Regions from separate parts of the Homo sapiens genome. Here region 2 is linked to region 1. The links are chromatin loops, found by intact Hi-C in ENCODE. Cell type or tissue: A673. All regions are shown on one strand. Each heading gives the region's core, and the rest is flanking DNA. Links, peaks and the distances in the headings are about the cores only. Region 1 has its middle 41 kb from the start of SNORD3G. Region 2 overlaps BARHL2 (BarH like homeobox 2).

The links. Hi-C counts contacts between places; a loop is a spot of excess contacts. Peaks named below come from ENCODE experiments on the same cell type or tissue, not always from the same donor. Only the 100,000 strongest peaks of a DNase experiment are listed, where the experiment ranks them.
Region 2: a loop joins it to region 1, with 6 times the contacts of the local background. A loop is called at or near these places in 2 of 110 quality-filtered maps.

What each region holds. Positions count from the first base shown.
Region 1 is chr1:90,609,118-90,623,988 of GRCh38, reverse strand. No RefSeq gene overlaps it. Among named protein-coding and RNA genes, the nearest start is that of SNORD3G, 41 kb to the left of the region's middle. In A673, for the core only: CTCF peaks have their summits at 8,954 and 9,691 (motif pointing left); DNase peaks (open chromatin) are centred at 8,938, 9,638 and 10,438; H3K4me3 peaks cover 804 bases; H3K27ac peaks cover 1,639 bases.
Region 2 is chr1:90,699,407-90,714,277 of GRCh38, reverse strand. It overlaps BARHL2 (BarH like homeobox 2), which reads left to right. Exons shown (of 3, transcript NM_020063.2): 3 at 1,654-2,739. The coding sequence ends at 1,966. Among named protein-coding and RNA genes, the nearest start is that of BARHL2, 10 kb to the left of the region's middle. RefSeq lists enhancers at 2,726-3,294, 7,439-8,233. In A673, for the core only: no CTCF peak of the experiment used is centred there; DNase peaks (open chromatin) are centred at 6,127, 6,767, 7,457 and 8,137; H3K4me3 peaks cover 2,500 bases; H3K27ac peaks cover 2,500 bases.

The DNA of each region.
Region 1 (14,871 bases), core at 8,297-10,796:
CTAACTTGCTCTGTATACTAATGTGGTTCTGAGATGATTGTGTGAGATGTTGATATTTGGGAATGCTGCTGATCAGCTTTCTGTTTTCAGAAATCGCACCAAAGACTTGAGGTTTTAGCGGAATTGATAAGAGGAAAGCCACATAAGAGCCCTTGCTTTGATGCACGTAATAATAGCCAGCAAAACCCACCCTGTGCAGCCTTGAGAGCAGCCCCACTACTCTGAGGAGTACTCAGTTCTTCGGGGCTGATTATGGCTTATTGAGGCAGAAAACTTCTTCGAGTTCAAACTCTTTGAATTCCTTGTTCACTCAATAGTGTGTCAAAAAAGAGCATTCAATGTTTCATGTCACAAAATCACCGCCGGCCTAAATTGTTCCTATTTCTCTTTTGCATATGGTGCGCAAGAAAATTTTCAACACTCTTCCGTCGGAGCACCGTAATGCTTTGATATGGGTAACATTGCCATAACAGCCTGCATTAAGGAACTTATATTTTATTCTTCTTTTCAGTGTACATAAAAATCCCAGCTTAGTCCTTTTTTGTCTTTTAGATCCTTTGAACTCTTTCAAGCTATGTTTCAAGACTTTCTGGGCTTTGACGGGGCTGGGCATTCACTGTAAAAGCAGTCAATGCCTCAGTGAGACCACAAGCAAAACTGTAAGTGTCTTAAGCAGAGACCACACAACTCTTGTGAGTATTTGCATAATTTAGCAACTCTGTTGAGTGTGAATCTCAAAGCAAAGAATGCTGCTCATTAATTTCCTTCATTAAGTATCTTGGGCCATATCCCTTTCTGACCAGAGCATTACCTGTATTGGATGCTCTGGAGCTGGTATGCATATGAATACACACTGGAATATAGGTGTATGTATGTGAGGATGTGCTGTGTATCAGAGTCCTAGCTCGACATTATCATTAGAGAATATGTTTACACTGCGGTGCGAAATTCTAGAATAAAGTGCTGATTCAGACGCAAAAGTGTATACCCTGAAGTAGCCAACTGTGGGCTCAAAGAGAGCAAGGCCAAAGCTGGACTGCTCAGTTCATTTTCCAGTTCAGTAGCTGTAGTAATCCAGCTTCGCCAGCTGCTAACAAGATTGGGTCTGAAGTTTACCTCCACAATGAGATAATCAGATTACCAGCCACAAAGATCAAATAATGACCCAGCTTTCGAGCAAGTTCAGCAGGCCCTTGATAACACTGTGTGGTCCTTGAGGCTTGATTAAAAAATTAAATGGCTAAACTTTGCCTCAATATTTTGCATTGGGATTTTGAGTGACTTGATGATTCTTTTCAAGGTGCACTTTCCTATTCTTCTGTTGGTTTGAAATTAAGAGGTAGGAGAAAAGGAGGATGCTCCCGCTGTGCAGTTGTTCTTGAGCTGGGCTTTAAATGAAGCATGTAGAATTTTTAATTTGGTGGTGTAGGGAAGACAAGGTAAATTCAAAATCATCCGCGAGCAAGGAGTTGGGCTGTAACAAAAACAACCTTTGCGTCTGCTGAATGTTGTTTCCCAGCACTGTGCCTCTGGACCAGAATGGATTTGGTCTTTCTCTCCCAGGCCAAAAATGTTTGAAAGTTTTGGTTTTGGCTACTATATGATAGCTGTTTTCAGTAGTAAAGGGATTATTCTGAGAGGCATACAAATGTGATTGTCTCACAGCAGATGGTGCGCACTGCTTCACCTTTGAGAAAAGTTAATTAAGCCAAGCATATTGTGCCCATAGAGAGGAAAATGTAGATGAATATTGAGCAATCAAACTCAGTGTCTCCTTTTTTCATGCCTTTGCAATGGGACACAGAATCCCATTGAAAAAGAATTATGTACAGAATCAAATTAATTCACATCCAACTTTACTCTCTTCCCACGTTTTAACAGGGGTGCACACCAGGCTCTTCAGAAGTTTTGTCCACAATCAATGAGCCACACTGCGGTGTCCACTAAATTAAATGAACCAGTGCAGAAGAATCTCTTGTGAGATATTAAAAGGGTGAAAGGCTGTTTAATTCAAATCCTTCCGTAGAGTCTTTTCACAGCCCCTTTTCCATAGTACAGTGTAAATTATTAACTAACTCCTTTCATCTTAGATCAATTTACAAAACAGAAACAATTACCCCTTGTTAATGAGAGTGAACACTTCTAATAATTATGAAAGTTGTGTTTGATTCTGTTTCCTCACAGGTCCTTGTTTACAATCTAATTTAGAGTTGTGTGCAGAGTGAAATAAAACAAGAATTGAGGTTGAGAATTTGAAAAATGGCTGGTCATGAAACAAATGGGCTTTGCATGTTAATGAACATTGAGGAATGCATTAAAATATGCCTAACTGATACCTGCTTCCATTCAATTAAGTCTACTCTCTGATGGTGTTTGTAAATATCTGTGCTTCTGAGGGGGCTGCTTTTCAGTACGGGGGTTTGGGAAGGTGTTTGCACCACTATCTCTGCAAATGGTGGGTAATTGTTGATGGACAGGCTTACTCAAGAAGAAGAGGGAGAAAGGGTTTTGCTGTGGCCTCCTGCCATGCTGAGTGGTTTGAGGCCTTAGGCAGCTCCATGAGCTTAACTTTATCTTTCCCTTCAGAATCAGTGACAAGTCCAAAAGGATAAAGGTAGACTTTGGACACCAAAGGAGCACTGAGACTCACATAGAAAGGCAAATTTTAATCTCAATTGGATAAAAAGGGGGCAGAGGAAATGACTCAGATCATTGAAAGAAAAGGCCAAGTCTGAGGTAGGCCTAGCAGCTGGGTTTCTGCACCTGTCCAGCCCTCCTTTCCGTGACTGGCCAACCCCCAGGCTCAGCTATTATTTTGGTTACTCAGGGCATATTCAGAGAGTGGAGCTTTGAAGGGAGAGGGAGGCAGTCATTGGGAAGAGAAGGGAATGATAGCATAGACCAGCAGTGGTCAGAGTAGTTGCTAGAAGATCTTCCCTGGCTATGAAAAAACAAACAAACAAACAAACAAAAAACAACTCAAAACAATAACAAAAGAACAAACAAACAAAAAAACAAAGTAGGAAGAATTTTAGTATCCACATCAATTATAGAGAAGTAGCTTTGTAGAAGAGGCCATGCAAATCATTAATTGAATGGAAGCAGGTATCAGTGAAGCATATTTGAATGTATTCCTCAATGTTTATTAACATGCAAAGCCCATGGTGGGGTAAGAAATCTGACTGTAGGAAAAAAACCCCAGAAAATTATTTGAGGACCTAGAAATGGTCAGCATAGTAGGAACTAGTGTCATCCAATTGCTCTAATAAGAGGACTTTATTTTATTTTTTATTTTTATTTATTTTTTTTTTTTGGAGATGGAGTTTCACTTGTTGCCCAGGCTGGAGTGCAATGGCAAGATCTTGGCTCACCACAACCTCCGCCTTCTGGGTTCAAGCAATTCTACTGCCTCAGCCTCCCGAGTAGCTGGGTTTACAGGCATGCGCCACCACGCCCGGCTAATTTTGTATTTTTAGTAGAGATGGGGTTTCTCCATGTTGGTCACGCTGGTCTCGAACTCCAGACCTCAGGTGATCTGCCCGCTTCAGCCTCCCAAAGTGCTGGGATTACAGGTGTGAGCCACCATGCCCGGTAGAGGACTTTATTTTAGAGGCATCAGAAAAGATGTCCTTAGTGACTCATTTTTGGAGGTTAAATTCACCGAAACCTCTTGTGAAGGAGCACAAGGATAGGATATCACCCTGTGTGCTATAACTTATTTCTATACTTAAAAAAACCTTTTTACTTTAGAATAGTTTTAGTTGTGAAGATAGTACAGAGAGTTCCTGTATACATCGTACCTAATTTCCCCTATTAACATCTTAACATTTGTACATTACATTTATCATAATTAATTAACCAGTATTGACACATTATTGTTAACTAAAGTCCGTAATTTATTCATATATCTTTCTTTTTACCTAATGCCTTTTTTCTGTTCCAGGATCCCATCCGGTATAACACATTGCATTTATTTATTTGTTTCCTTGGATGTGAGAAGTTTCTTGTTTTTGACGACCTTGACAGTTTGGAGGAGTACTGTTTTTTTTTTGTTTGTTTTGTTTTTTTGAGATGGAGTCTTGCTATCTTCCAGGCTGGAGTGCAGTGGCGCAATCTCGGCCCACTGCAAGCTCCGCCCCGCAGGTTCACGCCATTCTCCTGCCTCAGCCTCCCGAGTAGCTGGGACTACAGGCGCCCACCACCACGCCAGGCTAATTTTTTTTTTTTTTTTTTTTTAGTAGAGACGGGGTTTCACTGTGTTAGCCGAGATGGTCTTGATCTTCTGACCTTGTGGTCCGCCCGCCTTGGCCTCCCACAGTGCTGGGATTACAGGCGTGAACCACCATGCCTGGCCTGTTTTGTTTTGTTTTGTTTTTAAAGAATGTCCGTCAATTTGTTTGATGTTCTTCTCACGATTAGACTGGGGTGATGGGTTTTAGGGAGGAAGACCACAGAGGTAAAGTGTCTTTCTCATCACGTTGCGTCAAGGGTACATACTGTCAACATGATAACAGTATTGATGTTAGCCCTGACCACCTGGCTGAGGTAGTGCTTATGATTCTCTATATAAAGTTACTTTTCCCCTTTTCTGTACTGTACTTTTTGGGAGGAAATCACTGTGTCGACCCTACACTTAAGAGTTATGCTCCACCTCCCTGAGATGCAAAAGTAATTGCAGTTTTTGCACTGTTGGAATTTGCCATTTGTTATTGGAATACATTCTTAAACAAATGTGGTTATGTTATACATCATTTTAGTGAGCATTTCTCACTTTATGTTATTTTGCTAATGGCTTATTACTTGCTGCTTATTTTATATTTATTTTAGGCTATGGAAATAATGTTAGACAAAAAGCAAATTCGAGCAATTTTTTTATTCGAGTTCAAAATGGGTTGTAAAGCAGCAGAGTCAACTCACAACAACAACACATTTGGCCCGGGAACTGCTAACAAACGTACAGTGCAGTGGTGGTTCAAGAAGTTTTGCAAAGGAGACGAGAGCCTTGAAGATGAGGAGCATTGTGGCCAGCCATCGGAAGTTGACAATGACCATTGAAGCTGATCCTCTTATAACTACATGAGAAGTTGCTGAAGAACTCAATGTCAACCATTCTACAGTCATTGGGCATCTGAAGCAAATTGGAAAGGTGAAAAAGCTCGATAAGTGGGTGCCTCATGAGCTGACCAAAAATAAAACAAATCATCGTTTTGTGTCATCTTCTCTTATTCTGCACAACAACAATGAACCATTTCTCATCGGATTGTGATGTGCAATGAAAAGTGGATTTTATATGACAACCGGCGATGTCCAGCTCAGTGGTTGTACCAAGAAGAAACTCCAAAGCACTTTCCAAAGCCAAACTTGCACCATAAAGAAGGTCATAGTCTCTGTTTGGTGGTCTGCTGCTGGTCTGATCCACTACAGCTTTCTGAATTGCAGTGAAACCATTACATCTGAGAAGTATGCTCAGCAAATTGATGAGATGCACCGAAAACTGCAATCCCTGCACCTGGCATTGGTCAACAGAAAGGGTCCAATTCTTCTCCACAACACCTGACTGCACATCACACCAACACTTCCAAAGTTGAATGAGGCCGGGTGCAGTGGCTTAAGCCAGTCCCAGTACTTTGAGAGGCCGAGGCAGGTGGATCACGAGGTCAAGAGATCGAGACCATCCTGGCCAACATGGTGAAACCCTGTCTCTACTAAAAATACAAAAAAAAAAAAAAAAAATTAGCGGACGTGGTGGTGCGCGGCTATAGTCCCAGCTACTCAGGAGGCTGAGGCAGGAGAATCGCTTGAACTCGGGAGGCAGAGGTTGCAGTGAGCTGAGATCGCGCCATTGCACTCCAGCCTGGCGACAGAGTGAGACTCCATCTCAAAAAAAAAAAAAAAAAAAAAAGAAACAAGCAAACAAACAATCAAAAAAAACTTGAATGAATTGGGCTACAAAGTTTTTCCTTATCTGCCATATTCACTGGACCTCTTGCCAGCTGACTACCACTTCTTCAAGCATCTCAACAACTTTTTGCAGAAAAAAATGCTTCCACAACCAGCAAGATGCAGAAAATGCTTTCCAAGAGTTTGTTGAATCATGAAGCACAGATTTTATGGGGCAGGAGTAAACAAATTTATTTTTTGTTGGCAAACATGTGTTGATTGTAACAGTTCCTATTTTGATTAATAAAGATGTGTTTGAGCCTAGTTATAATGATTTAAAATTCATGGTCCAAAACTGCAATTACTTTTGCACCAACCTAATATCTATATAAGTTATTTAGAATTATTCAGCATGGGAGATTTGTCTATTTTCTCCAATTTATTTATTTATTTATTCATTCATTTATGTCATTATAGACTCATTAATATTTACTTTATACTTTGGATTATAATCTGATACTATTTTATTTATTGTTTTGCTTAAATTGTTCCAGATTTTGCCATTGGGAGCTCTTTCCGTTGGTTTCTGTGTCCTTTTGACAAAATTCCGTCATTTGTTTTTAGCACTTCCTTACTTTCTGACACTACAAGATACCCCAAGCTCACCTTGTATATTCCCTGCCCCAGGCCTCCAATTAGTCTAGAATAATTTCTCTAAAAATCTCTGTTTCCTTTTATTGGAGAATGGTATTAGAACCTAAGATCTGGGTGCTAAGGATGCTAAGGAGACAAGATGCTAGATCTTTTCAAAATGTTACAAACTGCTAAGGAGAAGAATTGTAGTAGGAAATCCTAAATCTAGTAACATCCATTCATTCATCCATCAATCCATCCACACTTTCACTGCAATTTTTTTTGAAAGTTTGGAGTGTACCAGGTGAAGTGCTGGACACCTGGAATAAAAAAATAAAGAGTAATCTTTGTTGATATGAAATTCACAGTTGGCTAGTAGCAAAAGCTTAGACATCTACACAAATGCCATGATAAAACGTTGTTTGTTTAATTTTATTTATCATATGTGTAGTGTGTATTTGGTATTGTGCCAGGTACTTGAGGTACAAAGAGAAACATGGCCCAATTACTGCCTTTAAGGAATTTACACATTAGTGAGGTGAGGATGGGGTGATCAAAGAATATAGGCAAGCAGGCAATCAAAGTACCATGTAATCTGGGGTGAATTGTTCCTAAGTTACAGTTTCAGACTTGCATACTGCACTGTCTCCCAAGTTGCTTTCCAGAGGACGATATCCAAGAACAATACCCAAGGCCCCAAAGGCCCATATTGGCAATAAATCCAGCCTCAGTCTTTCTTAGTGTCTGGTTCCCCTAACATGTTCAGGACTTCTTCAGGGTTTTACTCATGTACGAAATGTTTGCCCTTATCTCACCATTACAGCTGGGCTTGTGTAGAATATTCCGTAGTTGCTCCCAGCAACTGCTCCAGAGAATGGCCATGTCCAACTTGAGTTTGATCTGTTTCTCACTGCTGCCACCCCCTGGAGCTGGAGCTCATCACCACCATCTTCTGTGTTTGAAGCACTCACTGTGTTCCTGGCCTGGTTGTATTTACTCAAAGATGGAACTGTCCGGTCACTTAGAGATTTTCTGACCGAATCTACAGCTCACATAAAAATCAGATGTGCATATTTGTATTATCATTGGAGAAATCAATGTGTATGAAAACTCCCATGAACTTAGCCTGAATTTTTCCAGGATTGATGGATAGTGAAAGCCACCATTTCATTTGGGTATCCACATGGATGATTTGGCCACAGCTGTTGACAGGAGTGAGCGTTTGCAGTATCCTCAGTCTCCATTTCTAGGAATGTGATCATGGACAATTTGTTTAATCTCTCAGACTCTCAGTTTACTCATTTGTGTGGGAAGGGGCATCATAAGTTTGCTGATTATTCCCTCATGGGGCTGTGTAAGGATCCAATGAGTTAATGGATGGGAAATCATTTCTTTCCAATGAAAAGTGTGATAATAACAATAGTCCTATAAATATTTTACAGCAAAATATTTATTGAGTTTATAAGCACATAAATTTGGAGTCAGACAGACCTATGTTTAAATTCTAATTCTATGACCTTGAGCAAACTACTTACCTTTCTGAGCCTCAATTTTGTCATCTATAAAATGGGCCACACTACAGATTTTATAAAGGGAGCCAATGCATGTGATTGAATACTTGGACTAAGGTTATTTATCATCATTATGGCACAACACTAATGGCAGAATTCACAGCTAAAAGAAGATGTGTCATCTGTGAGGATTAAGTGACATGGTTGATTCACTTCACAAATCTTTACTAATACATCCTATGTGCTAGAGAATATCAGTAGGGAACAAAGAAGACACAAATTTCTACCTTCATGGGGCTTACATTCTAGTGGTGAAAGATAGAAAATAAAAAAATAAATTGATAAGTAAAATACTTAGCATGTTAGCTAAGTGTTATGGATGAGGATTGAGTGGAGGGGAAGAATTTTATGTCAGGTGGTCAGGGAAAGCCTTATTGGGAAGATGGGCTTTGTGCAGTGACCCGGAGGAGGTGAGAGAGAGAAGAAAGTCAAAAGGCTGTGTGAGGGTAAAAGCTTTTGAGGCAGAAGGAAGAGAAAGTTTGAAGGCCTGAGGTGAGAGTTGATCACAGTCATGGCTGGGTCATGAACTTCTTAAGTCAGGCAAGGCTCTGAAGGGAAAGTCTTTGTTCAAGACCTGGCTCTGAGTTCCTCTTAGAATGCAGAATGCTCTTCCCAAGCAGCCAGCTCTGGGTTGGGTAGGCTGGTACTCTTATCAAGTCAGCACCATAAACTGGCCACAAAAACTGCCACATAGCTTTTACTTACTAAGCCTGTTTTTGATGGCACAGTCCCTCTGGGCTGGGTTGGTTTTAAACTAAAATATGACAATGGGACACCCCATGTTTACCATGCTCTAGGACAGCATTCCTGATTTCTTTCTATCAGAGGTCCTAAATAGAGAAAGTGCGTATAGACCCCTAGGGGCCTGCAGTGACATTGCACACTTGAAGTTTCCTGAATGCTTTGAGTTTATCCTAACAACTAGTATAAACATGCCTGTTCTATTTTTGTAAAATATTAAATCTTCAAAAAAGTGAACACTTAAGAATGTGCTATATTTATCTAAAGCATTTATGCCCTTTATTGAGCTTTACTGAGATACACTGCTTGAGTTTTGAATCTCAGCTCTACCATTTACTGGCTCTGTGCCCTGGGAAAACTACTTAACCTCTCTATGTCTCAGTTTCTTTATTTTACAATGAGGGTAATCATAGAATCTAGTGCATAGGGCTGTTGTGAGGATGAAATGATTTAAAGTCTGCAAAATGCTTAGAACAGTACATGGTACATAGATAAGCGTCATCTATTATCTATTATTGTTATTGTCTGAATTTTAAAAATATACTTGGTCATCAGGGTGTGCTTAATACATGCAGGGGCACTTATCTCCTGACTTCTTACTCTAGCTACTCTCTTCTGAGTGCTCTCATAGTACTTTATGCAAACTCTAGCCCATTTCATCTCACTGTAATTATTGGCTAACAAAACCTTGTCTCTCCTTTTAAACCCATGGTTCTTAACTGGCTGTGAGATTTTGCCCCTTCTCCCAGGGGTCATTTGGCAATGCATGGGGATGTTTTTGATTGTCACAACATTTGAAAAGCACAACTGGGGTGGGATGCTACTGGCATCTAGTGGGTACAGGCCAGGGATGCCGCTAAACATCCTACAATGCACAAGGCAGCCCGCAACAAATAATTATTCAGTTCAATGTCAATAATGTTGTAGTTGAGGAACCCTGCTGCACACTGTGAAATCTAAAAGGTGATATCTCCTTCATTTTCACGTATTCAGCATCTAGTATAATGCCTGGTTCATGGGAGGCAATCAAACTGTTTGTTAAATCACTTCTTGCATGAAAATTATTGATGCAGAGGCCATGATACTTCCATGGGAAGTTCTGACTCCGTAAGTACTAATAGAAGGCTCTTGACTGTGGACTCCGATATTCCCATGTTTAGTGAATGTCTATTTATGAGACTAAAAAGACGGTACTGATAGCTTTGTAGGAGAGGATATATCTAATGCTGTATCTTTATGCATGCTTAATTTCAATTTTTTTTCTAGTATCCGAGCATCAGCAAAGGCCTAATCCACATAGCTCTTCGGAAGCAGAATTGCTTCGTGTGATTTTTAACTTATTTTAGGTCTTTGCCTAAGGAGAGTCCTAAGAAGGCTTCTAATCTTTTTTATTGTTCCCTTCTCTATCTCAACTTCCCTCTCTGCAATCATCTGAAAATGTCTGGGAGGGACAAGATTTACTTCCCTTTCCAATCTTTCCTCGAATTGCTGGGTGGATGAGCGTGGAAGTACAGCCTCTCCTTTTTCCTCTGTCTCACCGAGTCTGGGGACAGGGAGGAAATGACTAAAAATTGAACGGAGGCTTCCAACAGGGCTGTGAGGAGATCTAGCCCATTTTTAGCACCTTTTAATGTGAAAATGTCTCTCAGCAGGACTTCCCCCCTCATTGTTTGTTTAGCTATGTGATCAGGAAGTGGACACAATTTTCTTGAATTATTCCTGCCAGACACTAAATTATATCTCAAAGAGCAAACCTTTTGATTTTTTTTCTTCACCATTCATTTTCGTTTTTGTTATCATATCGAGGCTGATTCAGTTGAAGCCATTTTCTCACTAAATTTCAGTGGAAGTGGAAAAAAACAAGGACTGAGCAGCTTACTACTAAAAAGATGCAATCCAGGTTTGAATCCAATTAAGTTCCCTTAACACTCCTAAATGTCCACGTGGCCCCAGAAAGAAACCACCCCCAGGATAAGGGGACCCTACAAGGTGCTATCTCAGACTTGCCAAGGAGAGTGTGAGAGTCTAAGACTGGTTCACCATCTACTTGAAGTTGTCACTGAATGGAAAAAAGAGAATGGGTTGGGATCAGAAGAGAAAGAAGCTATGCCCTGCTATGTAAAACTATTAAAGTTGACATTGGTTATAAACTGAAGAACGATTAAGAGGAGGACAACTCATAAAATATGTTTTAACTATGAAAAAGTAATATAATTGCTAACCTTTTATTTCTCACTTTTATTATTTACAAGAACTGCCTATTTGTGTCCAGTTTGAACCCTGTTTGTATACAAAAGTTTTTACTTCACTTGACGAATGGGCTCTGGATGGCTTCTATCCACATCAAGTATATGTTCCAGGCACTGGTTAGATATTGGGAAGCAGAAATGAAAGACACATTATCCTTAAGAGGCATCCTCTTACCTACAGAATATTCAAAGTATCTAATCTTGTTGAGATTAAGATTCTCTATCTGTAACCATGTCTCTGATCCTAATAATTCTAGTTCTTTGTTGTGAGAGCCAAATGAAATAATTTATATATGAAAGCCTGTTGACTGGGAACTGTGAAGCATTATCCATGTTGTTTATTATTTTGTTTTCAGGGGCCAAGTATGGAACTGGCTTACATTACTTCTAACCACATCTTCCTGGCTAGCACATAGGCACGTAAACTACAAGGGCATTTGGGAAAGCAAAGGAGCACATGGGTATTTAGTGAGCACTAATAAACTCTGTTTTAGAGGGGTGGAGGGATGGCAAGTCTTAACTACCTAAATTCTTTATAGAAAGATGATACAGGATTTCCTAGAATGAAGCAGTGACTATCCTTTATGTAATAATGAGCATTTACACATATGATCCATGTGCACGTAGAGACCAATACTGAATTCAGAACTCATTTCGTCACTTGACTAGCTGTTTCATATCAGGCAATTTACTAACCTTTCTGAGACTCAGTTTCCTCATCTGTGAAATGGGCTAGGCAATGCATGTCTTAGAGCTTTTTGTAAGGTTTAGGGATAAATGTGTGAGATGCCTTTGTTTAGTACTTGCCAACCAAGTAGATACTCAAAAATGGTAAATATTAATATTTCTACCAACTTCCTAGGGTTATAAGTGAGTGAACAGAGATACATAAGGTGTCTTTGCTAAAGACACCAAGTTAGTAAATGGCACAGTGGGAACTAGAACCCAATTCTATTACTCCTAGTTTGATGTTCTTTACCTTATACTACTTTTCCCATGCCAATTTGTCAACAGGACTTGAGTCATCATTTGAAATGTTTCTCTGAATTGTTATTTTACCTCCATTCCTTATGAAGACCACTGCTTGGATTTATGCAATATTTTACCTGGTGCCTTTCCTTTGGGTTTTCTTTATCTGTTCTCATTCTCAACCTTCCAAGTTGATCATTTTTCTGTCCTAGAATTTCCACCATCTTCTGCATGAACTCGAAATCCTTCTGCCTATTTTCCAAGGTCTTTAATCTGTCCTTTGTCAGAAGACCTAAGAAGCCTGAGGAAGTGTAAGAAAATTTGTATGGCTGGGGCAGTATAAAGAAAAATAACTTATGTGTTACAATTTCAGAGCTCCACATTTGTTCCCTCCCTTCTTCCCAAATATTTGAGTGTTCTTCTACAATGATTGGCAAACTTTTCCTAGAAAGGGCCAGATAATAAATATTTCAGGTTTTGTGGTCCATAGGCTCTCTATCTCTATTCCAACTACTCAACTCTACCATGGTAGTGTGAAAGCAGCCATAGACTATCTGTAAACAAATGAATGTGGCTTTGTTCCAATTAAACTTTTTTTTTTTTTTTTAGGTAGAGACGGAGTCTGGCTACGTTGCCAGGGCTGGTCTTGAACTCCTAGGCTAAAGCAATCTTCCTGTCTTGGCCTCTCAAAATGCTGGGATTATAATTGTGAACCACCAGGCCTGGCCAATAAAATTTTATTTATAAGAAATAGGCTACAGGCCATGGTTTCCAAGCCCTGTTCCACTCTACTGCTTTACTTTGCCAGTTCTTTTTTCTCTTTCCCATTTCCTAGCACTTCCTGTCTCTTCCACGTGGGCTGGTCTTCTTGCTATCATAAACATATGACATATAATTTTTTTCTCTGTCTTTGCTTCTATAACAACAGAACTTAGAAAGCTCTTCTTTCACCTGTTCTCACACTCTCGTTATTACCCCTGCTGTCTGACTGTTTTCTAGTCCGAACCACACCAAGTACATGATATAACTATGTGAAATAAATACAAGGTATTACTTTATAATTGCTTCATATATTGTCTTATCATCTCTAAGGTAAGCACTTTTCCTGTATTCCTAACTTGTGCTAATACAATATAATTAGATACTACAAAATAAACACAACTTAATTTATTTTTTTAACCTATATTCTGCTCTCCTAACTTGAGCTAGGAACTTGGCAGACTACTTTGCTTATTTCAGAAAGATACTTTGGAAAATAGTGATTAAAAATTATAAGCAAATGGTACCCAGTGAAATCTAACTCAACAAGTCTGTCTAGGATGTCATTTCTTGTATTTTTATTATAGAAATAGAAATTCTCTTACAGTTTTCTACACATTCATCTAAAGAATTATCTGCTTTGGAGCTAATCCCTTCCAATATCCCAATCCCGCTATCTTTGGCAAATAATTTTGCCAATGCTCCAAGCCTAGGGTAAAAAAAAAAAACTTTTTAGCTAGGGGCTGAAGGATGAAGACACTTCTATAATATGAATGCTTTGGAATGTAATGCAACTTTGGACACTGTCAATTGGTTCAGCTTTCCCAGTTTTCTCACCCATTTCTTTCAAAAAGTCATTAACACATATTAACAAATATTAGATATTTAGGGACTCAGGGATAAGGATGAAATTCAAAAAGGAAGCTATGCTCAGATGCTGAGCCATTTCTGACACTTTTGGCATTCTTTCTTGCTTGGACTTCTACTAGTAAATTTTTTTGTTTAGCCACCTCATTTTGGATGTTTGCATACAATCCAGTAAAGTGGCATAGTGACCACAAAATTGTATGAATCATTTTCAGACAGTTTATGAAACTTTATTCACAAGATTTCCATCTTGGGAATGTTCTACCACCTCTGTTTAATTTCCCCAAATCTTTCTTTTCCTTCAGACTAGGTCAAGTTTTCTTCACTATAAAATTTTCATGACTATTTTATCTCCCAGCATCTTCATCCTTTTCTAAATTTGAAGGCAAATGAATGCTCATACCATGCATTTTTCTATCCTAGAAGTTTGACACTTACTATTTATTTTCTTGTTACATCACATGGGTTACAGAGTTGTTTTGTTATTAAACTTTACATGTTAACATCTCTTGTATCTGCAATGAGACTGTAAGCTCTCTAAGGGCAAATAACTAATTTTATATTTCTTTTAGTTTTCTTCATTATGCGTACACTTATTTATTTACTTATTTTTTTAGAGACAAGGTCTCACTTTGTTGCCCAGGCTGGAGTACAGTGGTGTGATCATAGCTCATTGCAGCCTGGAACTCCTGGGTCAAGTGAATCTCCCGCTTCAGCCTCCCGAGTAGCTAGGACTATAGGCACGTACCACCATGCCTGGATAATTTTAAATTTTTTGTAGAGACGAGATCTATCCAGGCTGGTCTCGAACTCCTAGCCTCAATTGATTCTTCTGCCTCAGCTTCTGAAAGCACTGGGATTACAGGCATGCACCACCGTGCCCAGCCTTGTATACTTTTTTGATTGATTGAATGAATGAGTGGCTGAAGAATCTAGGAGCATAAAATATATAAATGCCTATATGTTATGGATGAAGAGGTTAGTGCATAGTATGTCAAAAAGGCTCAGATAAAGATGTCAAAGTAGGAAAGCACAAAAAGATTTTTTTAGGTCTGCAGTATTATCTTCTTTAATTGGCCAATTTAAGTTGGACAATTGAGGTCATTAATGTTATATATTAGTGTTAAATGACCATCCTGCTCATATGACATTTATTCATGTAACTTGCAAGGGTATACAGTCAAATGAGGACCATTAATTCC
Region 2 (14,871 bases), core at 5,987-8,486, 93 kb before region 1:
AGCCGCTGGAATTCCCCCCACTTCATCCCCAAATCAATGAAGCCACACCTTCTCAAATTGAGACATCTGTGCAGCTGACACTTAGGTCCAGAGAGCCTGCGCGGTGCACCCCTTGGGCCCACCCCAGGCTGGTTCCAAAGGTTTGTAGCCAACAACACGGCCCGGCCCAGCTATTGCTATTCCCACAGAGCTGTCCCACCAGCCTCGGCGTAAATGTCCTTGCTTTGGCCTGTGAGGCGGCTGGGAGAAGCAGGATCCAAGCCTTGGTCAGTGTAGCTGCAGAGACTAGGAGAGCCCAGCTGGGTTAGAGTAGGTTTGGCAGCCGCAGCCTGGAGAATCGGCGGCTGGCCAAGCATCCGGACAGGGAGAAGGAAGGAGTGTGGGTCTGTCCCCTGTACTGGCTGCCTCTGCTGTCTCAACATGGAGCTAGAGTGCTGCAGAGCCTGCCTGGCACTGCTCCTTCTCTAGAAGGGAAATTAAGAAAGCAAAAGTGACTGCCAGTGCTCGCAGGGCCACGAAGTGTAGAGTGGAACCTGGGCAATCTGAGGCAGAGGTTTTGCTGTGTTTTCAAGCCTGGCACTCATCTCCTTGTCTCGATTTTCTCTACCCCTCCTTTTCTCCCGTTTGTGTTCTAATCGTCCATAAGTGCGGTTGGAAATGCCCATCCACTTGTCATCTTTACCATAATTTTCTGTCTCATTACATACGGTTTCAGCCACCCTAATTCTGTCGGAAAACATTAGTGTCATTTGTAGCCAATTTAAAATGGGCGACATGTTTATTAATTTGGCTGGAGCTGCCGGGTATGGATGGCCCACCAGCCCTGCGTTCCTTCATAAGGTATTTGAGCAAACGCCCGCTCTCTTCTTCCTAGCAGGGTGTGCAGCGGGGGAGGGAGGAGACTGAGAAAAGCTGATCACAGGTTTTAATTGTTACTTTATCTCTGAGGAGGAAATACCTTGAAATGCATTCACCCCCACCTCAGAATGGCCAGGAGGTACTTTGCCCTTGGGAGAACCCTCCCTCAAATGAATTCCATTTTGAGACCTTGTTGCCATCCTCCCCTTAAGCCCCCTGCCCACTGTAAGGTCCTGTCAGGCTTATGAGAGAAATATGTCTCCCAGCCCTGGGGACTGAGAGGGGCTGGGGTCCCTGGCTTAGGAGTCTCTGCATCCCTTTGTTTACGGTTTCTTCTCTCACAGCCTGGCGGGGAAGGAAGAGGGGCTGAGAGCAGACTCTTTGGGATTGTTGGGAGTTGGGAGATGTGGAAGGGGAACTAAGGAAGGAGGAAAGTGACTGCTTGTGGAAGTCTCCTTTGGCCCTAAGGAAAGTTTCCAGAAGTAGCCAAACTACAAGGGGGGCGACAGCAGAGCAGAGGTTTAGGAAAAGGAAGCAAGGCCTGTAGGATTTCATTTGTGAGGGTCTCAGCCACTGAAGGTGTAATTTACAAAACTGGCTTTGGGTTTGGGTCTTTCTGGGAGCAAGGCTGGGGCAGGAGATGTGGTGCATTGCCAGTTTGAAGAGGTCTCTGAGTCTTCCTGCCACCCAGGGAGAATGAAGGAGGAGGCAGGAAGGGGCCAGAGAAGGGGCCGGGTCTTGGTGCCTGGACCATGCCCACAGCTGCTGGGTGCCTGCACACCCGCTTTCTTTCAGGACCAAGTGGAAGCGGCAGACAGCGGTGGGCCTGGAGTTGCTGGCCGAGGCAGGGAACTACTCGGCGCTGCAGAGGATGTTTCCATCGCCTTATTTCTATCACCCAAGCCTGCTGGGCAGCATGGACAGCACTACGGCGGCGGCGGCTGCCGCTGCCATGTACAGCAGCATGTACCGGACTCCTCCAGCACCCCATCCCCAGCTGCAGCGGCCCCTGGTGCCCCGTGTGCTCATCCACGGCCTAGGGCCTGGGGGACAGCCAGCCCTTAATCCATTGTCCAGCCCCATCCCAGGCACCCCACACCCCCGGTGAAAACATTGCAGCGAAGGCACTGCAATCCCTTCCCCATATCCCTGCCCAACCCGGACTGCTGCCCGTCCTCTCCCTGCTCCAGGCCACTAGGCCTCCCTTGCAGCCAACTCTGGAAGGCAGAGGAGTAAGAGAGGAAGATGCTTACCAGTGGGCAGGGGACCCCCAAAGAGGAGCCAGCCCTCTGCTCTCCATCTCCCCACCCCTAGAAACAGGGCTGGAAATCTCCCCCACAGCAGTGTGACTGGTGAAAATGCTGACCCCACACAGAGTGCAACCAGTAAGTGAAAACATCAACAAAAACAAAACCTCAAATTCTTTTTCAAAAATGACTTTAGGGACAAGCAGGAGGGAGGGAGGGGGGAGGGCTAAGGAGGGAAGAAAGAAGGGCACGGAGCGGAAACAGCACAGGCAGAGTGAACTATATATGGACAGCCTCAAGTGCTGAGGCAAAGGGCGTTGCCGAGGACATTCCGTCTGCCCCAGAGAAAAGAGGAGGGTAACTGAGAACTTTGCACTGATTTCTCATGACCTTTTTTCTTTTGGAAAAGTGGCATGCTCCATAATATGAAAAAAATGTACATTTGAAAGACTGAGTGATAAGTGATATATCATATTTATTATATGTTGTCCAAAAAGAGTCACTTATATACGTTAGTAAAAACATGATTTTTCTTTTCATGTCTTTTCGATTCAGTAAAATAAATGCTTAGACAAAAATATAGATTTTTTTGTGATTGAAAATTACAAAAATAAAGTTTATCTTTTTTTAACAAGTGATGAAATCCAAGGGAGCTGATTTTACTAAAGCAGAATGTACTATGATGAAGTGCTGACTTGGTTTAGAACAACAAATTTCTTCTGAAATATTAGGAATTTACAAAATCCGTAAAGAGGTTGGGTTGGCTTGTATAAAAGCAGCTCCATTTTTCGTGCTGGCCTCTTCCGAACCATTATTTGATATGTATGAGTTCCTTTCTTTTTAAATGGATGGTTTCAAAGCAACCCAGGAGGCTGTGGGAGAAAATCTGTACTTGCAGGCTGCGGGTGCTGGCTAAGTCGGCGGCCAACTTTGCTGCCGTCCTGACCTGCATAGAGGCCCCAGCTTCACCGGTGTGGTGATCCCTCTGTCCTCCCCTCCTCCTTCTTCTAGGGGTCTTCCTGGGGCAGCGAGGGTCCGAAGCGCTGGGCAGCGATGACAACGCCGGCAGGGGCTGGGCGGCAGGCGGACGCTCCTCGAGCCTCGCAGCTGTTCTGCTGCCCGCGGCTGAGCGCCGGCGAGGTCGGACAGCCTGTGAGCGGGAGGCTGTGGGACGAGCAATTAGGACGCCCCCGGGGGACTTGGAGAGGGCCAGCTAACAAACCCTTGTGGCGGCTTTGATCGTTGCCTTCTCAGTCCCTGGCGGCGGGCGTCCAGCCCCCAGCCCCATGCGGAGCCGCTTGTCCTAGTGAGTTCGTTGTGCTGCGATGCCTGGAGTTCCTTTGCAACGGTGAACTCAGGCTGAGACTGGCTGCCAAGCCTTTTATCTGCACCCCTGGGACAGCTGGGACTGCAAAATAGGAGACCCTGCCCAGAGTGTGGAGGAGGCCCGCTGCCTGCTTTAGGAGTGTGTGTGAGTGTGTGTATGTAAGTAAATGTTTGTAGCACCCTGGCCTAAGTCAGTCATAAGCACCACCCCTCACCCCCCGCCAGGCTGGCTCCCCACCAGGCTCAGTGCTCAGGACTGTATGAAGGAGCCACTTAGTGGAGCATACAGTTCCCAGGTTGCTCCTACTCCTCTCCAGCCCCCGGGTCACTTCCTGAGTAGCCAGAGTCAGACCTCCTATCTGGGCATCCTCACATTTCTATCCTCACTCCTGCCCTAGTACAGTGACAAAGGGGTAATACAAGCAGCTAAAATACATCTGGACCTGGCCTCCAACTTTCTCTGATGGTTGAACCTTAGTGTAGTTAAAAATGTTTTTAAAAATGTGAAGTGATGTGGGAATGTATATTTAGGAGGGGTGGGAAAGAAGGAGGGAAGAAAAGTGAAATCCAGGTGGAAATTGCCTGGGGGCACCTTGATCAGACCTTGGCTAATTAGGAAGTGGTTTGCAGATTTCTCTCCAGCTCATCAGTTTGCTTTAAACTTGGTCTTGGTCTTGTTTGATTCTAACAAAAGGGTCTGGACTGGCCCTTCTCATTTTCTGCCTGCTTAGCTGAGACAAACTCAGCTAGCTGGGCTTGGCTGGAAATTGGGCGCCGCTATGTCCAGTTAGGATGTCCAATACCTAGGCACTTAGCAGACCCTCCTTGTTTCATCTTGCAGTTGGGTTTTTTGATCAAGTTTAAACAGTTTAAAAGTGGTCTGCCTAGGCCTAAAAAGGCACTCTCCAAGGTTTGAGGGTGCTATAGCTTCTGTTTGCACTGAAACTGGGGCTGGTCAACTCTAGGCACAAGGAGGGATTTGAGAGGCCACAGAGTTTATGCATACAAAGAATCTTTACAAAGAATTAACTCAGATCCAGGTATGAAAAACACACAAAACTACAAATCCAAATAAGGCCAGAGCACCCATTTGCTGCCAGCAGTCCCCAGCCACCTGCAGGATGGTGGGCCGGGAAGTCTGCCCACTGCCGCTTTACACTCAAGGCTGAACTTGGACTCCTGAGGTGGACAATGCAGGGGGAAGCACTGTGCCTACAGAGACCAAGATCTCTTAATCAACCTCATATTGCTCTGCTGCTAGCAATTACTCAGGATCCATTAGGGTCCTCCCCAAATCCAAGTTTCTTCAAAGTCATGTTTTCTTTCACCCCCTAAATCATGCAGCTGAATGTGTCAATGTCCTTTCTAAATTTGTTTGGTTACCTGCTGTTGCATACAAGTTGGCAGATTGGATGTTGTGGGGTGGGGGATATTGTCCCAGGAAGAAAGTTGGGTGGGTGCCTGGTTCCTTCCTTCCTTCCTTCCTTCCTTCCTTCCTTCCTTCCTTCCTTCCTTCCTCCCTCCCTCCCTCCCTCCCTCCCTTCTCTCCTTCCTTTCTTTTTTTCTTTTATTTTCCTTTCTCTCTTTCTTTCTTTCTTTCTTTCTTTCTTCCTTTCCTTTTCTTTCTTTTCTTTCCTTCTTTTTCTGCAGCAGTACTGCAAAGGGCACCTCAGCAGGTGCCCTAGTATTCAAAAGTCACCTGCTTAAAAGTCAAATGCAAACTCAATTTTTTTCTTCACAAAGGGTCCTTCTTTCCTTCTGTGCCTGCTCAACTAAATTAGGAGGTTGGCTAGGAGGTGAAGAGTGCAACTCCAGGTTTTCTGAGAAGCAAGGAACAAGGTAACAGGCAGAGGCCTATTCTCATGGGAAATCTGGAGTTACAGAGAAGCAGAGGACAGCTGTCCCTGGGAACTGTACTCTTTTTCTTTTTTCCCACCTTCAGCTGGTGTCTGAAGGGCACTCCGTGGCTGGACTCCATTTAGATTGCTCCTTTGATTAAGTCGGAGGCTAGAAAAACAGAGATTTTCAGTGGCAATCTTTGCTTCCTACAGAAACACAGTAATACAAAGTTATTTCAGAGAGACGTTTAAAGACCTACAAAGGCCTCTTAGATTTGCCAACACCAAGATCAGCTCAGGGACCCCAGCAAACCTACACAAATCTGTAGTGAGTGTGAAGGAAGAAGTTAACTCCCCGGCTAGCAGCCAGCTGTTCTAGCCCAAACTAGTGATTTTTCAATGAGTTGCAAAGTAGTGATTGCTTCTTGGCTCCATGCCTCCAGCAAAGATACCTACCACCCTGTATCCGTTTAATTTTGCTCCACCCCTTAAAATGAAAGCCCACACGATGGCAAATTAGACAGTTGATTTCCTCCCTTGCAAATAAAACTGCTTACTCTCCCTCCTCCTCCCTCCCTGCCATCTGACTCCTGCCTAGGCAGCCCTTCCCCAGGAGTCTGTCGGATCCCACCTCCCCTCTTTAAACAAGTGGCTTGTGAGTAGTTTGTTTTGTTATATTTTTAACTTTCTAAAAATATTTGGAAAAGCTCTCCCCAGGGCTAGGGAAACTTTAGTTCTTGTTAAGCCACGTGGTTACAAAAATGTACTGGAAGAGAGCTGCCTGGTTTTTGAAAAAACCAAGCTTGAAGTCAACATGCTTGGAAAGAATGAGACTTTTCACCACTGGTGGACATGCTCAGGGGCGGGGTCAAGCCTTGCAGGGAAATGATGTTTCTTTTGCATCTCTGAATCTTTGGTGAGGGAATTCGGGCTTGCTCTGTACCCTGGCTGTTGACTAGAGAGCGGTGTGCGCAGATGAGTGAGTGGGGGCCTCTCCAGGGATTACTCCTATGGACTCTGGAACAGTATCCCCAAGCTCCTTAAGTCTCCCACTAGGTCTTTACCCAGTCCCACTTTTTAGTCATCTCCAGGCTTCTTTGCTAACATTTGTGTCTTTTTCTGGAGTTAGGGCCACTTATCATAAGGGTCCAGTGCCGAGTGCCCTGACTTCTTACCTTATCCCCAGGGCTGGGTAGGGGTAAGTGAGAGGGGTGTGTGGGGCTGTGGGGAGGTGTGCTTTCAGAGAAAGGGAGGTGTCATTGGCCTCTTGGATTAGAAAACCAGGTCATCTGTCTCGGGGCGATGAGATGACCCAGAAGGGACTATTTCCCCCGGTCCTTCCGGCTGAATTTTGAAGGTCTTTGTCAGTTTGAGTGTTGCTGGGTGGACCGTCTCGGTTAACCTTACATTCTCAGTTTGTCTCCTCTCTCCTCTCCTTGTCCACTGGGTCTCCCGCTCCCGGTTTCTGTGTGCTAGCACCACAGACAGCTCCCAGGGCGCCGGGTGGAGCTAGGTAACCTGGGCTGGCGGGTTCCGGGTAAAAGCCTAGGCGGCCGCAGCGGAGGCGTCTAGGAAGGGTCGGCGGCGCCCGGGGGGAGGTAAGCAAAGTGATTACAAAGCAACCTCCCCGGCAGCGTTTCCTGATTAGCTCTAAGTCCAAACAGGGTCACATTCCAAAGAACAAAATCTTCAGATCAATAAAGTAATTCAAAAACCCAAAGATCTCGGGGTAAGTAGTGCTCAGTGACAGATCAACTGTGAATCGTCCCTATTTAATAAGTTCTTAGTGGAAGCCGAGGAGGGAGGAGCCGGGCCTCAGGTCTGCGGCTCCAAGACCTTGCGCCGCGGCTGCGACGAGGTGGCCGGCGGAACCCTTCTAACTGGCACATACTTCCTCTGTTCGCACAGCTCGGAGCGCGCTCGGCGAGCCGCCGCCTCGGCCACCGCAGGCAGAGCAGAAGCGCTCCCGAGGCAGCAGCCCTGCAGGTCGCGCTGGGCCCAGGCCCTGCTCCCCACCGCGGCTCTCAGCCCGCGCCCTCTCCCTGCAGATTTGGGTCTCTCCCAGCTCTTGCTACTATCTGGTCTGGGACAGCGAGTCGCCCCTGCGGGAGCTCCGCCGAAAAAAGAGGACCTTCGCGAGAGCGAGATTGAACTTGATTTACGATAAAAGGGCCCTGTCACTTTGTGGAGCTGATGGATTCCCGCCCCCACCCACCCCCATTCCCGCCGTCAGACTTCATTCTTTAGTGAAGAGGCCCTCAGTGTGGCTGTCCTCCCGCCTCCTCCTAACGATTCGCATACACGTCGCAGCCAGGGATTTGGCGCGGCGGCCTTGAAGCCCAGCCGCGGCGCGCCGGCTCCGTGCGGGTTCTTGCTCGGCGCGTACCCCAGCTGGGCCCCGCGCTCCTCCACCTTCAGGACCGCCCGGCCGCCACGAGTTCCTGCGCCCGGGTACAGACAGCGCTTCAGGGAGGCATGGGCGCATCAGGACAGGGGCTCTATAGGCCTGGGACGGGAATCCAGACGCTTTCAAGGACGGTACTTGGGATGGCCTACAGAGCAGGGCCCTTCTCTCACATCTCGGGGGGCTCTGGAGGGAATATAAAGCCTTCTTCTCCTGTGAAGACAATAAAATAATCTTTGCTCAGATGGGAGCTCTTATCTGCATCCAGCTTCACTCCCACCGCTCTAAAGACCTCATGGCTGCAAATGATACCTCCTTCAGATTTCTCTTCAATTCTTGGAAGTCAACTCCTCTTTGTTGATCACCCCCTACTTCCCCTTTGGCTCTTCTCTTCCTCCTTCCCACTATAGTTGGAGGTACGAAAATGCTAAGTGGAATTTAGGAACCAGTAGACATATGTAGTGCAATGGATTATCCATGTCTGTAGATTCAAGCGTTATTCGCGAGACGGGGTTTCCCCCAAAGCCTCTGGGGACTGGAGGAAGAGGTGTTCCAGGGCGCCCATTCAGGCACAGTCCATCCTCACGTGAACTAGTAGGGAAAGTTTTCTATAAAACAATGTACATTTATAATGCCTCTTTAGGAGAGAGGAATTAGATATTAGTGGTGCGTTGTTTCCCCACTCCTATAATACAAAATTAGGGTGCCTGTGGTGTAAAAATGGTCTGCATTCTAAAACAAATCAGCTGACAGAGTGTTAGGAAAAAATGTGGAAGTCCGTGCTATTCACTTCCTACTGCAGGAAAGCTAAGTTATTTGGTATAGTTTTCAAATGTCAGAGTCTCCCAAGCACATTAGCTAGGTTTCCTGTAGAGTGAACAGTTTTTCTAATGATTTAATTTTAAGCTTTTGATTTTAAATATATCTCCAATTTGATAAAATTGCCGTGTCATAATTTCTGAAAAATGCAAATAATGTTTGTTAGTAGCATTGATAATCTGATTGCCCAACTTCCTCTTGAACCAACTCTTGCCTCCTGCAGACTGGGTATCTGCAAACTGATGAGCAGAGAGATTCCAGACTAGATATTAAGAAAGACAGTTTCCCACTGGAAGTAGGGTGCATCAGAGCTGTAGCCACTTTAAAGCGTCACCTTCTTATTCATCTGTTTTATTTCCCACAAATGTTCTATTAATGAAAGCTTACCAAATTGTTTCCATTAAATTAAGAGGATTTTAAAGGGACACCTACTTTCTCACTGGCCTTGAGTGAACACACTGAGGCATTGCATTAAACATTATCATATGTGAATAGACACATAAATTTCACATAATCTTTCATTACTATGCATTGATAGATTGGCCCAGAAAGTCACATAAAGCACAATTGGATAACCGTGGGATAGCACACTTCCCTTTGTCTTCCTTCTTTTCTGGATTGCTTTGGAAATTTCTGGGAATCCACATTTCTGATTGCCCCACAAACTTTTCTAACACACATTAGAGATGACCACCAAGAGCCAGATGTTCGCACCAAACAATTCTAGCCAGCGGCATCACGTGACTACTACCCTCGCGGCTGGCTGCGCGATTGCAGGGGCTCTCCCATTGCCTTCTCTTCAGCCATTGAGTGGCAGCTACCTGGGCGTGCCTGGTTGCAGAGCCGGGCCCAAACTTCTGTTATCCATTTCCTCTTACCCGTCTCCTATTATTATTTTGAGTTAAAATTCTTTGCCCCTGCTGGCGCATAAGGGATGATATTAGGCAGCTCCGCACAGCCGATCTTGAGTCTCATGGCCTAATTTTTCCTGCAGAAGGTACAGTGCCTCTCACATGCTGAAAGTCCTCCCACCAAGAAATTTATTGGGGCAGAATTAGATTAGAATTTATATATAAACATTAAGACCTTTCCACCTCATTTAGTAAAGCAACAATGACTGCTTTCATTTCAGAAACTGATAGTAGACATGATGGCCAAGGGTCTGGTAAGAAGTGTCAGGTGGGCGAATTCAAAAGAGGAAAGTTGTGGCCTGCTGGGAGACTTTTAAGGCCCAGGTTTGCAGAATCCTTTCAGCTCCCCATTCCCTGCCTGCCTTGTCCTCCTGATTTTTACTTTGTTATTTCACATGTCTGGGGTGTTTTCATGTGGCCGAAGGTGACAGGTCAAATAAACATTTCCATTGAGAAATGTCAATGATGAAAAGATGACCATGTACATTTAAGCTTGTAAATGCGTTGGATCTTACTATTAATTAATATTTTGGAACATAATTTAAAAACCCAACTATTCAAAACACTGCTTTTTATACACAAGTGCCACATAAGGCATTGGCATTTCAAGAAGGATCCCTTCTATTTGGCAACATGTTTTACGGGCTTTTCTTTTCTTCTCGTGAATGATCTAGTCCCTTAGAGGAACATGACTGGTACTCGGTTCTGTCCAGAAATTTGGCAGAGGATATTTCCAACATCCACATTAATAAGTAATTGAATTTTAAGCAGAGCTGATCTTGATCCAAACCCAGGACTGGAAGGAATCTCAAAAGTCATCCAGTTTAATACCTATTCTAAACTTCAGTTTTTTTCTACAATGTATTTGCTTAATGGTTTTTCTCCTCTCCCATTTTTATTTTTTCCTGTAAGGATAGGAGACAAAAGGGAAGAAAACAGAAAACGCAGGATTACAGCACTTTCAGGTGATTCTTGACCTTCAATTTTAATGGAGTTAAATTTATGTGGTCAAATTCTACTACAAAAGAAACAGACTTTTTGTGAAAATCATTAAAATAACTTTCCTATTGTATAGATAATGCCTGCTAACTGTAGAAGATTTATAAAATGCTAAAAAGTAGAGAGAAGAAAAAAACTCATCTTCTACCACTCACTACTACCATTTGGTTTATAATTTCTGGATTTTTGCAGTGCATTTTTATGTAGTTGTGTCATATTTCATTTGGGATGTATATGTTTTTCCCATGTAATACAAATATTTCTTTATATTATTTAAAACTCTTTGTAAGTGTGATATTTGATATATAATAATCTCTTCCATAAATGTGTCATAATTGTGCCCAGGTGCGGTGGCTCACACCTGTAATTTCAGCACTTTGGGAGGCCAAGGTGGGAGGATTGCTTGAGTCCAGGAGTTCGAGACCAGCCTGGGCAACAGGGTGAGACCCTGTCTCTGCAAAAAAATTAAAAATTAGCCAGATGTTGTGGCACACACCTGTGGTTCCAACTACATGAGAAGCTGAGGCAGGAGGATTGCTTGAGTCCAGGAGGTTGAGGCTGCAGTGAGCTGTGATTGTGCCACTGCACTCCAGCCAGGGCAACATAGTGAGACTCCATCTCTACCAAAAAATTAAAAAATAACTCGGGTGTAGTGGCTAAAAAAAAAAAAGTACCATAGGTGTGTCAACCATCCTTCCATTGCTGGACATTTATTTTCTTTTTTAAATTTTGAGTTAAATTATACATGTATATATATTATACATTTATATGTGTAATATATATACATGTATATGTATATATATTTTATATATATATATATATATATATATATATATATATATATATAGAGAGAGAGAGAGAGAGAGAGAGAGAGAGAGAGAGAGAGAGAGACAAGGTCTCATCCTGTTGCCCAGGTTTGAGTGTGGTGTGGGATCGTGGCTCACTGCAGCCTCAACCTCCTGGGCTCAAGTGATCCTCTTACTCCAGCCCCCCCGAGTAGCTGGGGCTCTAGGTGTGTGCCACCATGCTCAACTAATTTTTGTATTTTAAAATAATATTTCAATGACCATGAAAGCAAGATTTTTGAGAATGGTTTCTGTGTGTTATTTGGTATATCACATTACTATTGATCTTGAGTGGAAGCAAAGAAAGAGCAAGAGCAAGATGACCAGCTCAGGAGGGGAAATGAATTAGTGACCAAATGAATTAGTGACCAAAGGTAGTGGTTTCACTGAATTGTGTAAATTGAGTTACCACCTGAGTTACCCTGTATAGGTTGTAGTGAAGTAAGCTACGAACATCATTTACCATTTTTCTTACGTGTATTTTAAGGCTTCCTTACTTCGGGTATCAATTTGACAGCCTTCTCATCAGAGCAAGAGACTTGCCTGACTAAAGAGTGGGAAGGAAGGTCAGATCTCTTTTGACTTAGGTTGGTAGCATGTTGCCTGCCAAGCTTACCCTGTTGTTTTCTGTGCTCCAACTATTCTGTGGGTAAGTAGAGGGCTCTAGCTTCTGGGGGTTGTCAATCTAGCACCTTTCATGAGAGCTAAATTCAGGTTAAAGAAAAAAAAAAAGAACCATAACTGACAAAGAAATTTGAGGGTGAGGGTAGGGGGTTTGAGGAAAAGAATTAAATAGCAATAGTCTACCCTTTCATTTACATGACACACATTAACCGTACTACAGAAGTTCCAAGAGAACTGTCTTGTTCTCTTGTCTCCAGGAGCCCATGTAGGGCGCTTTAATTGCCACATTTTCAAACTGATATAATAGTGGGGATGTCTTAGTAATTACCTTAATGAGATAACACCTTTCCTTCCCTCAACCTACTCATTATCACGCCTCTTGTTCAAATTTCAACTACAAAGAACTCTACTTGTAAAAAAAAAAGTCTGAAATGTATTGTTCCAGGTCTCATACCCTTAAAATAATCACACTGCACATATCTTAAAAATATGAAAGAAATAGTACACACAGGCAATTCAAATATATTAAAGGAAAGGCTTGAGATAAGTAAACTAAACATCTGGGTGCCCTTTAATTATTCTTGGTTGGATTCTTTATCTTGACCTATAGTGATGCTAAGGTGCCAAAGTGATGAATTTTAAGATGTTGGGCTGTGAAGACGTGCAGCTGCAACACTGATGGATTTAGGAAGGGATGGTAACAAGGTTAGCTGCATGTGAAGTGTGAATTGAGATTTTTGCAAAGAGACTGTGATTGCAGATGGGCATAATGTTGTACCCTTGCATGAAATCTTGCTATTATTGTATAATGGTCAGACAGAGTGTGAAATGACTTATTACTTTTCTTTTATTCTTTAATGAAGTTGGTTAGAGTAGCAGTACTACTGCTAGTCCATAGTAGTAAAGCACACACATACAAAAAACTATATGACAGGTGCTGAAATATTAAATATTTATTTAGTTTTGACTTTTTCCCTCTAATTTTCATGAATATCCATATGCAAACAGAAGCATCTCTTTATCCATATAGATAAATTTGTACTGATTTGTGTGTCTGCACTTACCCTTATTATCTTGTATAAATATCTATTTGATGCCCTGATGCATGTAAAGGATTTCAGTGTCCAAGAACATTTCATAGCTCTTTTAAATGTTTAAAAATGTTGTAATCCTTTGGGACTGATTTCTGCATGGAATTCTGATTTGAAAAGTCTATTTGGACTTATAGAAACAATGCTGAAATATTGGTTTATCACTATCATGAATAGAAATGCTTTATGGAACAAAACATAATAAAAACCCATTAAGAGGCACACTCTCTAACATGGTTTGAGTTGTGGGAAAGATTAAATCATGGTTCCTCTGTTTTGTAATATAGAGTACATATCTTTCATTATATCACAGAGCCCATAATGTAAATATTTCTTTACTTCCCAATATCAGCATCACAAGAAGATAATACCTTAGGCTTTACAAGCCAAAGGGAAATAATGCTATGATGTTAAAAACAAAACGAAACAAACAAAAAACCCTCTACTTCTATGTAAGTTCTTCTGGCTCCAGATGCTTCTGTTAGAAATGGTAAGAAATATACATTTAAATATATTTGGTTTTTGGAGATTAGGGATTTTTTTCATTATAGAATTCTTTTTATACGGCTTGTAAGATTCGCAATCATTCTTAACGCGTTGCCCTGATATTCTTGATATGAATAATAAGTGTTTAGAAAAGACACAAATCTATGTATTTAACATACCCCCTTCAATTGAATAAAGTTTAATATAAATTTGTTTTGATTTCTCATATTGTTGTACAGTTAGGCCATGATATAATAAAATTATTTTTCTGTGACTTGGACTATATTGAGGATCAAATGATGTTCTTCAAAACAACATACATCAGCCCTTAGAAACAAACTTGGAACCACTGACCTATAAAAATAGTGTTTAGTCTTGTCCCTCAGCACCAACTTTACTGACCCCTTTCCCTACTTTTCTTTGGCTCAACTTGTTCTGCAGATAGAAATCCATTATTATATAGTTTCTCATCAATCAAAAGATAGAACCACTAATATTTATTTAGTTGAAATCTGGAAATATAACACATATCATACCTTCTTTTTTATTTCTTTTTATAAAAAGATGCTATCTTTCACTAGAAGCCTCCTTGTTGTCCAACAATGCAGTGGATGTTGGAATTTCTCTCTCAGGCTTGGTCTAAGAATATATTAGTATAGGGCAATATATAGAGAGAGCAGATTTTTGAAGGACTTGCATTTGTGAGATACCTTAACTTCATATATTTGTAATGTCAGTATTACGAAAGACATATATTCCTGCTTCTTACATATACTACCACTTCTTACATGGTGACTTGGCCACATCTATAGAAAATATTGGCAACTGTAATTAGTGATCTCTCACCCTCTTTATTCTATATTCCCCAGAGTGAAGTGCTGTGATTGGTTTGCAGTCTACTAAGATCAGCCCTTTTATAGCTACATGAAAGTGAATCTGTGTAAGAGAAAACATTATCTGCTACATGGTGAGAATCTGCGCCAGTACCGTATGAATTTCAGATTTCAAAAAATTAGCTTAATAGCATCTATTGCAGTTAACTGTGACAGCATTTTAGGGGTCCTCTATATCTCAACATTAGTGTTGTAAAACTTTGAATTCTTCCTCATTAAGAAAAGCTTTCCTCTGTATTACCATGAATACACAGTATGCACATAACATTTATCTCAACAAGTTTTTCAGCTGATAGCTTTACTCTTGAGGTTTTCTTTTTAATCTCATTCTAGGATGAGAGATATTGGTCTTTATGTTTGAAAGTACATAGTGGTAGTTTTCCTTAGCAAGATGAGAAATGTTCCTTGTGGATTGCTCAGGGAATAATGAAATAAAACACTCTCCAGGCATGGTCACTCACACCTGTAATCCCAGCACTTGGAAGGCCAAAGTTGGTGGATTGCTTGAGCTCAGGAGTTCGAGACCAGCC